Linked DNA regions of Homo sapiens: region 1 is linked to region 2. Evidence: chromatin contacts called from ENCODE Hi-C data. All regions are on one chromosome and are shown on one strand. Each heading gives the region's core, a stretch centred on a gene start or an enhancer-like site at or near the end of the contact. The rest is flanking DNA. Distances are from core to core; before and after follow the strand shown.

Region 1 (6,475 bases), core at 921-3,420, 5.7 Mb before region 2:
CACTGCTTAAGTTTTTAAGCTCTGAATTAAAAATCAAGTCCTTCCAATGCTACATTGAGATTTTTTAAAACTGTTTTCTTCTTCCATGTGAAAACCAATGTGTTCCTTCAAAAAGTAATCAACAATTCATTTTCACAACCACTAAGAAATTATCATGTAAATAATTCCTGCATCAGCTATGCATATTACCTGGCTTCAGTCTTCCACAGAGCTTTGCCTAACTAGATCTGCCTCTGTGGAGGTATAAATATTCTCTCAGTCCTTAACATAAACGAAGTCAGGATAGTAAACTGGTAAGGTCCCCTCCAACTGTCCTCTCACTCAACTGTAAGCAACATCCCCAATTCTCCTTCATGGAATAGAACAGCACACAAATTCAATCTAGACTCTGGCATCAATTTAAAAAGGTATAGCATTAAGAACTTTGTCTTGGAACCAAGTATCTGCGGAGTCGGCATACAGAAACAGCGTACAATTAATAACATTCCATTTACCATACTATACTCTGTGTAAATCAGATTTCATTACAGTGCTGGAAACGTGGTGGTAAACTGTCAGTGGAAATTCTCAGCCCAGAAGAGACACTCAATCCCATCATGCAAACTTTGCTTCCCTCATAACCAACTACCCTGACTCACCTACCATGTAACAGGATTCTCCTCCTTCTAAATCACACTATTCAAGAAATGTGCACACATCTCTCCTTTTAATAAATACTAGTAAAACTTCAGTTTACGGTTTTATGAAATACTGAAAACCAATCTTTGACCAAGCTTAAGTTCTGCCCCTCTACTTTTCTTACCAAGAGCCCTCAAATAAATAACTACTCGCAGTGTTCTGATACTCCTCCTCCCACCAAAGACTGGTGTCCTTATTTTCCCAAATCGCTGCCTCCCATTAATTACCACTTAAGTCCATTTCTCTTGCATGAGGCAGACTTTTTTTTTTTTTTTTTTTTTAGCACAGTCCTTAATAAGCAGGCTTCTAGTCTGGCATACCTGGGAAGAAAACTCAGAGACTAACTCCCAAATATGACAGGAAAACAGTAACATAACACGAGGGTCAAGAGATGGGAAACAGGCGCGTGACTGTTTTGGTTAGAACAGCCGGGGCACACAGTCCATGAAATCAGGTATTTAACACGTAAATCTTGTTCCTGCGGTTTGGTAAAATAAGCACGGGCAGTGTGAGAGACGTCCCACAAGCTGGAGGGCAGGGACGAGGGTCAATCTAGAGAGCTCCAGAAGCTGTCAGGGCAGAGCCGGGGGAGTGGGCACAAGACAGAAGAAAACTAGCTGTAGGGGATTCTGCGGCTGGGTGGGCTAAAATGGTGCCTTCTCCAGGGTGGAAGGCCATGAGAAGTGGACCCGGAGGCTTCATTCCATCGGGCTCCGGTCCCTAGGGTTTCTGGGCTCACAGCTCAAGTTTCACCGGGAAAAAAAGCGGCAAACGTGCATCCCGGCACCTTAACCTACGAGGGTTCCCAGAGAATGAGCGAGGAAGTAACGGTCCCCGGAGCAAACCCGGAGTTCGGCGCACGAAGCACCATCGCCAACCCTCGGCCATCCGCACGGCGACCCGCGCGGCCGCGGGGGAGGGCAGCGGGCCGCCGGCTCAGCATTCGCTGGCCTGGCCCTTCCAGGGCCTCGCCCCGGGCGCGGCGAAAAGTTTCCAGCCAAAGTCCTCGGCACTCGCTCGCACAACCAACCGCCTCGCTGCTCCAGAGAACGGCTGGCAGAGCCGGCCGCGGCGCCCGCACCCTCAGTGGCGGCTCCCTCAGCCCACGCCGGCCGCCGAGGTTCACCTACCACAGAGCCTGGAGAAGAGCAGCAGCGGGAAGAGCAGCAGCAGCAGCGGAGGTGGCGTCGGGGGCTGCAGCAGGAGCCCGGCTCCGAGGAGAGAAGCGGAGGAAAGTTGTGCTTTGCCGCCTCCAGGACACAGCGGGGACGGCCGCAGGGTCCGCGCCATCCCCCACCCTCCCCCCGGCCCGCTCGCCCGCCCGCCCCCCGGCTCCCCCGGCCCCGGCGCCTCAGGCTCTGGGCGGAGGCTGTGGAAGGTCCGGCGCGCGCGTCCCCAGCTCCCAGCTCTAGCGCCGTCGCTGCCGGCTGACACTTGGCCGAACGCTGGCGGCTGCCTCGACACCGCCGTCGCCGACGCCACTGCCGAGGCTGAAGCGGGAGCCGCCCGCCGCCGCCGCCACTCCCCTCCCCTCGGCACCCGCCCGCGTCGAACTCCTGGGAACTCGGAACGCACCACCCCGCCCCACGCAAGAGGGGGAAAAGAAACCGACTCTCAGAGCGGGCGCCCGACTCGCCCGCCCTCCCCGCGCAACTCCACCTCCCGTCTGATCCCCGGGCGCAAGCCCTGTCTCCTCCCACCCCGCCCTCCTACACATGCTCCTCCCCTTTCAAAAAAAAATATTCTTTTCATCCACTTTGATAACGGGGTTTCTCCCACAGCAGAGATTTAAAAGGGACAGGAAAATCTGGAATAGGTTAGTCGGCCCCGCCCCTCGTTCCTGCCTGGTTTCCCCCCTTCCCTGCCTTTCCAATGGTCTCGCCCACTCCACCCCTCGCGGGTCCACGGGGGCCCCGGCGCCGACTGAGGCGAGGGCTGCGGGACAATCACGCTCGGCCTTCTCCTCTCCCGGGCGGCGCTCTCCCTGTGGCGGGGACCTGGGACGAGGGGGTGGGGTGGGGAGGGGAAGGCAGGAGGGGGCTGCCCTTCCGTTGCCCATGCTAAAGGTTCCTGTGTAGGAAGCTGGACGCAGCCTGCTGGACTAGTAATCTTCCTCCTCGCTGGGGCGCGGGGCACTGAAGGGAGGGAGAGACTTTCTCCTCCTTCCTGTTCCCCGGGACAGCTGTGCTCTCCGAATCCTTCCCTTCTTCCCAGCCCACTTATTCCCCGCTCGCCAAGGCACGTTTGCACAGGCATTTTTCCTGCTCTTTTTTCTGGGAGGGCAGCTTGGTAGAATGGTCGGCGGAGCTGGGCGAGGAGAGGGGTCTTCAGAAGGTTTGCTTTCTTGCTCTTGCTTCTCACTGGCCGCTGGGCTGTCCACTTTCCGCGCCGGGCGACTGGCAACAGGAGGCCATGGATTTCCCCCAACGAGTGCGTTGGTGTTTTTCTTTGGTTTTGTTTCCTTTGCATGTTCGTATGTGTAGTTTTATTTTCTTGCCTGTTTTCGTTTGATGGCAGAGAGGCGACCTCGGGAAGTATTAAACATTTGCCCGTATAAGAAGAGCGTCTGTGGTCCACCATGACCCTCGCTCATCCCAGGTGGCTCTCCGCCCTGCCCTCTCCATCCTCCCGCCTCGCACAGTACCGGCAGCTTGACCTTGGAGCCACTGCCACATTGGTTCCGCGGGGGGAGTAGGAGGGTGGACAATTTGGACTGTCCAGCGTAGGGGGTGAATTGAAGGCAGAGGACACCAGTCCTCAGGCCTGACACTATTAATTTTATGTAGGTCCTGTCATCTCCACGAGATAGCCATAAATGTGTTCCAGTAACAGGAAAGCTGAACAAGGATCAGCCGCCCAGAAGTTAGCCTGTCGCAGCTAAACTAATGCATGCTTGCGGCCAAGACCACGCTGTCCTCGGCTTTCAGTCAATAGGGTCTTCCCACCTTCCGCCCGCTGGATTACAAGGCTTTACTAACCTCCAAGGCTACAAGCCATTCTACACCCTGCCCACCTCTTTTTTCTTTCTTAACTTCTGCCTCCCTTCCAGTCTCCCAGCGCTCGGTCTAGTGCCTTTTTCCCTCCAGCCCTTTCCTCTTCCCTCCCTCCCTGTGCCTGTCTGCCTCTGTCGTCCCCTGTAAGCTTGTCTCCTGCAGCCAAGGCTTTCTATCACCTATTCTCAAGATGCACTTATGAATAAACCTTGTCCTGCATCGCTCCGGGAGATCCCCTGATGATGATCATAATTGACAAAATGTAGCTATTGTGACATTCCTCAGCTGTGCTGACACCACCGTTTCCCTTGAGAAAATTTCTTTTTCTATATTCGCATTCCCTAAACCTAATTTCACTGCTAAATTTAGACAGCTCACTGCGCAGCCACTAGCTAATTATCTGTTTAGATAGCACTTTAACACGTTGTTGAGACTCAGTTAAATGTTAAACAACCAAAATTTTAATATCACTAGCCAATTTCATTCTTCCAGGTTTTCCCTGATGGCTCCACATCTCCAAGAAAAGTAATTTAGCCAACATTTCAAAAAATACCAAAGGCTTAACTTGGGTAGGGGCCATCGGGCAATTGCTACAGAGACCATAAGGAATTAGCAGGTTAAGTTCGTCTCAAAAAGATGACATGGAGCTTTAACAAATATATTTCCTCCATACTTACAGAAATTGAATAGTGGTCTGCTATGATATTCTCTGACCTAAAGTGAAGAGAGAGCATGGAAGAGCATTATTTATAGATGTTATATAAGCATTAAAAGAGCACCATGCTGGTGTTTTATGTGCATATATGTATTATATTCTAATAATAATAATTTGTGTTTATACAGCATCTTCAACTAAAGATGTCAAAGCACAAGCTCACTTCCCACGGAAGGTAGCAATTACTATTATCTACTTGACAGCTACAAGAACCTAGGCACAGAGGTTAAGTGCTCTGCAAATACTACCAGCCAGTGGTGGTTTTCCTGCCAGAACCAAGTTCTTGCCTTCCAGTGGACACCATTGATCTCTCAAGATGATTCTTTAAGTTAAAAAGTAAGATAACTCAAATTTCTACTTTCTATAATAAAAGTGCCCAATCTTAAATTACATTCTCCTCAGATGAGTGAATTTTAGACATACTCACCCCAAGCTTTCCTGTTGGAAATTTTTACTGGCCACAGAAAAAGATTTTACATTACATATACAACTCATGTTTTTCAAGGGCAGAAATACTATTAATTTTTTTAAAACCTTTAGCATGAGAGTATTAGTGCGTTCTATGCCATTTTTAGTCTTCTAACTTTATACATAAGTTCACATTTATTGTTTGAATAACAAACTGTTTAAGGAATACTTAATTATAGCTAACTTATTAATATTTCTGACACCATTGAATAACAAAGTATACATGCATTTTTTCAGAAAAAAATTATCTGAACAGAAAGCAATGTAATCCTAATGCCAACAATAGTTTCATTGTTTTGGGTTAAGAGTACTGATGGTGTCCATCCTACTTTCGGCTCAAAGATTGTTTGCCAATTATCAAGGTTCATTAACTCTTAACTAAAAAACAAAGGTTGACATCTTAACAAAGAAGTAATTATGTACAGTGCTGGGCATTTTACATTTACTCAAATAATCCAAGTGAAAAGTTTGAGACTATTATTAGAATTTCATAGCTGACTCTGAAACAAAGGAGGTATTTTACAGGAGAGGTAAGACATTATATACTTCAGCTAATTCTTCTTAACATCAGCAAATTCTATAACCTGCTGTGTGAGGACGCATAGCTTTTCCTTTAGTAAAAGAGATGAATGATATTTTGTAGAATATTTGAACTTTGTACTATATTTGATAATAAGCTTATGTTATCCAGTTAGGATCACAGTTTTTGTAAAGAGAATTATGCAAATAATAAAAAACAAACTGCAAAATCGCAGAAAAGTCCATCCACTTGCAAAACGTTCACCAACCTTACTCTTATTAAATGCAAGTCTTTCTTACTGAACAGATCTTCCCTGTATGCTCATATGACTTTCTCCCTCCTATTTCCTTTGAATCTTTGATAAAATTTAACTTTATCATTGAGGCTCTCCAGGACCACATCATATGAAAGAGCTTCCCCCACCCTAATCCCTATGCCCTTAACTTGCTTTATTTTCTCCATTGCCCTTACCATCTGACATGTCTCTAATTTACTGTCTGTTCCCTTTCACTAGAATGAACAGTCCACAAGGGCAAGCAAGTATCTATATTTTCACTGTTAAAACTCAAGTAGGCCAGGCACAGTGCCTCCTGCCTGAAATCCCACCACTTTGGGAGGCCAAGGCTGGCAGATTGCTTGGGTCCAGGAGTTCAAGACGAGCCTGGCAACATGGCTGTGTTAGTCTGTTCTCATGCTGCTAATAACGACATACTTGAGATTGTGTAATTTATAAAGGAAAGAGGTTTAATTGACTCACAGTTCCACATGGCTTGGGAGGCCTTAATCATGGAAGAAGGCAAGGAGGAGCAAAGTGGTGGCAGGCAAGAGAACATGTCCAGGAAAACTCCCCTTTATAAAACCATCAGATCTCATGAGACTTATTCACTATCAGGAGAACAGCACAGGAAAGACCTGCCCCCATGATTCGATCACCTTCCACTAGGTCCCTTCCACAACACGTGGGAATTGTGGGAGCTACAATTAAAGATGAGATTTGGGTGGGTACACAGCCAAACCATATCAATAGCAAAACCTCCTTTCTCCTATAAATACAAAAAAAAAAAAATTAGCCGGGTGTAGTGATGTGCTCTTGTAGTCCCA
Region 2 (6,555 bases), core at 912-3,411:
CCTGGCTCCAAAGTGTCCTTTCCTCCATCGGACAGTGGAATCTCGAAAAAGTGAAATCCACACTGTGCCAGGCCCAAGGGGGTCTCGCCTTTCCACCTACCTCCCCAGCGTTGTTACACTAGGACACCTGCTTTAAATCCGGTTGAACTATGGTTTCACAGTCCCCGCCCCAGAGCCCGAGATTTGTCAGAGAACGCAGACGCCTTTTTTTTCCCTCAGCCTCAGAAACATCAGGTGAGCTCATTACCTCACCCAGAAATGTAACTTTAATAAAGAGATCTGGAGAGGGCACTCCTCCCGCCCACACACACAGCAACGGCAGCAGCAGCAGCAGCTCGCAAACACTTGTAATCTCTTCCTCAGGCTCTGGCCCCCAAACCCCTCTCCCCGCCAGTTCCTGGGAGAGATTCAGAGGCTTTCAAACCTCTTCTGTGACCTGAGCTTGCCGACAGCTGAAGGGATGTGCACGGATAAAAGGAAGTGAGATTTTTCTTTGATAAAAGCTAAAGAAAAAGCTAAGAACAAACAGGCCAAAATACCAGGAAGTAGGAGTTTAACTGGCAACTGTCTACGCAGGGATAGAAAAAAAAAACTTCAAAGAAAAAAAAATCCCCTAAATTTTCAGTTTAGGGGAGCAAAGGAACCTGCTGCTCTGTCAGGCAACTGTGAGCGCACGGAATACCCTGTTAGAACAACTTGTGTCAGCCGCCAGGCGGGCCTGAGGATACCAGGGCCAGGGGACGTCCCCGAGGGTGTGGAAAGGGATTTCCCGAGAGATATTTTAGTTGTTGGGAATTTTGCCTTTTCTCTCTCTCTCTCTCTCTCTCTCTCTCTCTCTCTCTCTCTTCCAAGACTCAGTACAGAACTGAGAACTGAGGCTCTATGAGCAGGTCCTGGAAATTCACAAACCTCTCACTGAGGTGTCTCCCAGGCCTACCTACTAATTCCTGTTCTGGCTGTGTTATCTGCCTGCGGTCACCCTTTCACTCACCACCCGCCCAGACAATGGACGGGGACCGCAGGGGGTAACGTTGAAACCACGATTTTAAGCTTTAGCAGGTTTCGCAAGGGGGGCGGGGGGAGGTGATTAAAGTCCTCTCCTTCTCTACCCCTCCCATCCCTTCCTCGGCTCACCAAGGGGAAGTTACTAGGGGATTTATCACGAAAAAGTGCCGGCAGTTATTTCATCCGAGAACTAAGCGAAAGAAAAACTGCTCGGGGCGCAGTGACGTGGACTTGGATACCCAGAGACAGGAGGAACTGTCAGAGGGCAAGAGTCCGCCGCCTAGCTGGGAGCCGCAGGGACAAGGGGAGAGCGTCAGGCGAATCCTGCCCACCCCGGAGCACCAAGTTCCTGGAGATTCACCCAGTTTCCCCAGCTTGATGCCCAAACTTGAGCTAACCAGCCAAGCCCAAACGTGCGGCACAGGTGACCGAGCCCGGGGACAGCTCTGTGCCAGGACAGCGGTCCCCTTACCTCCACCACGCGCCTGGGCGCACTGCCTCGGGGGTGCGAGGCTGGGACGGGGACCTAGGAAACTGCTCCAGGCCCACGTCTGTCTGGGGCTGCTCCCAGGCCCTTGCTCACCTGGCCTGAAGACGGTGGCGGAGATCAAGAGGCAGAAGAGCAGACGGCAGGAACTGGCCCCCTTGGATTCCATATTCCTCCTCCTTCTTGGTGGGCCACTGACGGAGTCCACGCCGCAGGAGGGGGCGTCGTCCCGGGCCCCGCGGTGCCCGCGCGCTGGCGGGTCCCGACGCAGGGGCAGCGTCTTCTCCCAGACACACCGTCCCCTGGGCTGTGGCGCTGCACCTTCGGTTCTCTGCCGCACGCAACTTTCCACCACGCAATGCCCCCAACTCCTCCTCCCTCCCGGTCAACACCAGCCCACGGGCCCTTCGGCTGCTCCTCCGGGGACAACGACCCTCTGTTTCCAGGAGACACTTGAGTAATTCGGAAAGGTGTAAGCGGTTCTTTTCGCTGGTATCTTCTTTTATTTTCCTTGTATTGGAATGATAATAATAATGGCAGTGGCAATGTGCATGAAACGCCAGGTGCTAAGAAGGACTCGCAGGAGGCGGCGACGGGGGGGCGGCGGGTCTCCTCAGGTGGCAGCGGTGGTAGCAGCGGCAGCGGCGGCAGCGGTCTCCGGGCTGCTCTGAGTAGAGGGACTGGAAGGCGTGTGTAAGCTGCCTCTTTCCTCCTCTCCCCGCCTCCTCCCTCCCTCCCGTCTCCTCCCCACTTCCCCGGACGCAGCGCAAAGCAGGTGGTTGAAGCGCGGATCCGCAGCCTAGAGGCGCTGCAGGACTGAGTCCGAGCCCTGAGCCCAGCTCCGGGATCAGGGAGAACCGCGTGCCCCGGTCCTGGAGCCCGGATGAGCGGTGCTTCACCGCGGCTCCGCCCCCAGGGCCAGGTCCGCCAATAAGAAGCAAGCACAGGAGCCGCGCGCGCCAGGGAGAGCCCTGGGACTAACACTTTCTGTGATGTTGCAGCGCCCCAGTGATAAGGCCTCTGGCTTCCAACTGCCCACCCACCCTCGCTGAGGTTTAAAAATCGACTGCCCTCTCCCTCCACCCATACGCCCATCCCACTGACTCATTCCTCAGAGATTTTTCTCCGCCGTGCTGCTGCAGCCTTCTGTCCTGTAAAGAGAATAGTGGGGCAGGGCGGTGGCGGTGGGGAGCGAACCTTGGGTCCAAGAGCGGGAGTGAAGGGAAAAGGAAAGGAAAGGGCAGGAGGAAGTGGCAAAGGTGGAAACTTGCTTCTTGGGAGTTAACAGGAATAGCTACTTGTTGGCAGGGGCAACCCCTGTACTGGACTGATTCCTCCTGTACTTTTCGAATCTCTCTCCTCCCCCTGCTCACCCCCACCACTCCCCTCACACCCGGCTGGCATAGACTTGGTTTTAAAGGAAGACTACGTGAGTCGACTGCCCGGTACCAACAGAAGATATTTGCTTTTCCCGGGGGAAATTAAATCCGGAATTTCTAAACCGTACTTCGTCATACGGATTTTCCCAATGTCTACAAAAGCCCTCTAGAGAGCGTGTCACTTTTTTACTTTGAGTTAAGCGGTGATTTTAAGTTATAGACAGAAAATCCTCAAATTATTTCAGATTAAAAGCCAAGTCCGTCTTGGTCCGTTCCCGAAAGCCAGGCACTCCAGCAGATGGACAGGCTTCTTAGGCAATTTCTAAAGATTGAACCACCTCCCAGGAGGAACATCGGGAAGCTGTGTTGCTTTCAAATCAGGCAGAGAGCATGAAGGAAGATTTTCCTCTAGAACACCGGGGTGGAGCTGTCGGAGCCCTAAGTGGCTCTAAATCAGGGATGCAGGATCACAACTCTCATCACCAAAGAATAATAAAATCTTGGTCCCTGAAGCACTTCGCTGGGGCATTAAATAGCCTTTCGTGCATCACAGGGTCACCCTTTTGTGAGACTGGTCTCCAGCAGAGGATGCCAACTAGTAATCGTTACATACTGCACTTTCATCAGAAAACTGCGAGTTACCAGCGAGATTGGAGACTCGCAACACACAGACACACACACACACACACACACTCACACACTGATTTTTAAAATTGTTTATCTTTTAGTGCTCTAAACTATTAAGCCCTATCTTCAGCTGTGATTTTTCTCAAAAGCCTGCTTGTCCTGTTCTTCCAGTTCTCCTTACATTAACAATATTCTAGAGTAGAGCTTTTATACCATATTTTTTTCCTCTCAAAATAAGTAGTTTCTCCCACTTGGTTTAAACATTAACATTTCATTTGCATCTTATGAATCAACAGGAAGGCTATCGCTAGGAGGCAAATGCCTTTTAACTCTATATTCCTTGAGCTAAGCTTGGCTGAAATGCTAGCATTTCCATGGACTCCTGTAGAATTGCTTTAGGGAATTGTTTTCTTTTTCACTGTGGTTGTAAGTGGGGTGTATTAGAATAAATCGACCTGACAATATATTTAACCTAGGTCCGCGAACGCTCTATCTGATCTCCTCTATTTTACGATGGGAGTTAATACAGCATAATTGCTTAAAGGTAGATTTGCAAAAGGAAGACTGATTTGGGCTCTGACACTAACTGTATGATCTTGGTCAACTCACTTAACCTCTTTAAGCTTCAGTCTCCTTTCTTGTAAAAAGTGATAATAGTGCTAGCCTCATGGGATTGCTGTGAAGATCAAATGAGATCAAACACACAAACACACACGTGGAATTCTGGGAGCAACTGACTATACAAATATGTACATATTATACTTATACACAAACACATGCATATATATATGGGCATATGTATAATATATATTTGAATGTGTAGTCCACTGCTTCCAGAATTGTTTTTAGAAAGGAATGTGTCCTAGTTTAGGAAAATGCCTTGATAAGCCACTTGGACTAGTAACTCCAAAGGCTATTGGTCATTAAAAAAAAATGGTGAAACGGCTCTATATTAAACAAAATAATAACCATGAAAATAGAAATTTGGCCTGGGAGTGGGGACGAAGGCAACAATACAAAGCATGAGTTTAGAAATGTTCAAAGGTCTTTAGATCTATTAATTAGCAACACTTACATGTTAGAATATTCTAAGCAATTTATATGAATTAATAGATGTATTCCCCTCATAAAAATTTATTGAAGGAGTTGCTATTTTCATCCTCATTTTACTCATGAAGAAACTGAAACCCAGAGACTCGAAGCAACTTTTCCAAGGTCACACAATGATTCATAGCAATGGTAAAGCCAGGGTTCTACCCAGGCATTCTGATTCTTGAACTGAATTCCTATCTACTTTGCTCATCACTATCCACTTTGCTTATCAAGAATGCGTAGCAATAAATGTATGGTTTTTTTGGTGGGGCGATTGATTTAAACATAAGTTCTCTCATCCTTTCACACACATTTTCATTAAGGAAATTTATTAATAAAGCAGCGCACCCTATCTGCGTAGGCCAGATACAGTGCATATGAGATGACAAGACCACTTCTAAACTGAAATAATGTAGCATAAGCAAGAGCTCAGAGTTAGAAATAAACATAAAAATGTAAGCTCCACAAAGTAATGTAATCGAATTAATCTTTCAAAATCTAGTCAATGTGGGATTGGATCCATCTTACCTAATTCTTGAGAGGAAGAGTGTTTCCAGCTACATGTAGATCACAGTCACTTTTGTTACAATTGAGAATACATAGTATTCCAATAATATTTATTGTATAGTTTAGTCATGCATCAGAGAATCATAAGGGTACATCTTGCTGAAAGGGAAAAATGAATAACATTTATCCAGGGGGAAAAAATTTCACGTTACCTGGGACATGAGAAGAGCTTTGTATTTTAAGTATAAAGGAATTCATCATCAATCAGGATGATATGCTCAAAAGCAGTGACATGGTACCGGAGGCAAGTTTCCTACTTACGGTCTGTTGAGATAAGGACTCAGGATTCCCAAGGCTCAGGCCAGGACCCCTTCCCTGTACTAAAATATTAATCCCATCAGTATGTGACAACATAGCCGAGTCAATTGTGTGTGCCTTTGAAGAATGGAAGTAGTTTTTCTCCCCTGATTAGCACCGCCAAAATTTCCACTGGAGATGAAATTTCAACAAAGATAGTTTTGGAAGCTGAGAACATTTGTTCCTACCACTGTATACCATTGTGTTTTGTTTGCCTTCCTACTCCTTGAACAAAATTGTATGCAGTTCCAGAGCATGCAACAAATCTGATTCACTCTTCTCTCCTTCAAGCGTCACCTACGGTGAATGCATGTTCAGCCATACTTAAAAATAGATTGGACACTTGATAAATTTTTGTGAATGGATGATAAGTGGTGAGAAAAATACCTAATGGAATATAAGCCTTCAAACCATCTTACAAGGGTTCATGATATGAGAAGATGAAAGGGGTTTCCATTGGGTCTTCAATGATTGGTCTAGGCAGACTAAGGTTTAGGAAAGGCAAAAAGAATGAGTCAAGTCCTAGTCAACAAGGTGATAACTATGAAGTATAAAGTGAGGAAACAATCTACAGAAGAAAGGCTGTACTAAAATTATATGCCATCAATTAGAATAAAACAAAGTGGCCCATGCTGAGCACAGAAACCTGATTAGTAAAGGTTCTAGGTGATCAAGCTAGGGCTTAGGCTAATATACTGATGACAAAGATTGAAATAAGGGCCTAAGTGGGATTTATATTAAGTCTAGGAAGAAACACAATCTTAAAGAGGCACAGAGATTACATCTGTATAATATAAAATTCTGTTTTATTCTAGACTCCAAGTTGTTTTTAAGTAAATGATTTCCAAAGTTATTGTATTAAATACACATGGAGGACCTCTGGGTATATCTCTTCCCAAGTCCATTGAATTTTATTGTTTAATTTCAGTTGTTAACAGTATCATCTGTCAATGAATTAATACAATTCTGCAACTCACCTTTTCAATAATGCCAGCTAATAAAGACATATCACTGAAGCTCAGGAGAGTAAAAACTTTCAAAGTCTATGATAAACATTATGTTCTTATTTCACAGAATGTTCAGTCTGGGTACAAAAAGAAA

What was found. Hi-C counts contacts between places; a loop is a spot of excess contacts on that map. Pooled maps may share reads with other maps.
Region 1: a loop to region 2 is called in a map of CD4-positive, alpha-beta memory T cell, with 12 times the contacts of the local background. The contact joins the promoter of NECTIN3 here to the promoter of ALCAM in region 2. A Hi-C loop is called at or near these places in 3 of 168 maps with a recorded cell type or tissue (CD4-positive, alpha-beta memory T cell and naive thymus-derived CD4-positive, alpha-beta T cell) and 9 of 50 pooled maps.

The regions. Positions count from the first base shown.
Region 1 is chr3:111,067,511-111,073,985 of GRCh38, reverse strand. NECTIN3 (nectin cell adhesion molecule 3) reads right to left here and starts at 2,170. Exons shown (of 6, transcript NM_015480.3): 1 at 1,809-2,170. The coding sequence starts at 1,968. LOC151760 (putative uncharacterized protein LOC151760) reads left to right here and starts at 2,220. Exons shown (of 4, transcript XR_007096272.1): 1 at 2,220-2,494; 2 at 4,515-4,722. It overlaps NECTIN3-AS1 (NECTIN3 antisense RNA 1), which reads left to right and starts at 4,027. Exons shown (of 4, transcript NR_045114.1): 1 at 4,027-4,196; 2 at 4,515-4,722. RefSeq lists a silencer at 2,343-2,442.
Region 2 is chr3:105,362,515-105,369,069 of GRCh38, reverse strand. It overlaps ALCAM (activated leukocyte cell adhesion molecule), which reads right to left and starts at 2,161. Exons shown (of 16, transcript NM_001627.4): 1 at 1,589-2,161. The coding sequence starts at 1,661. RefSeq lists enhancers at 1-140, 477-636 and silencers at 1,667-1,786, 2,117-2,216.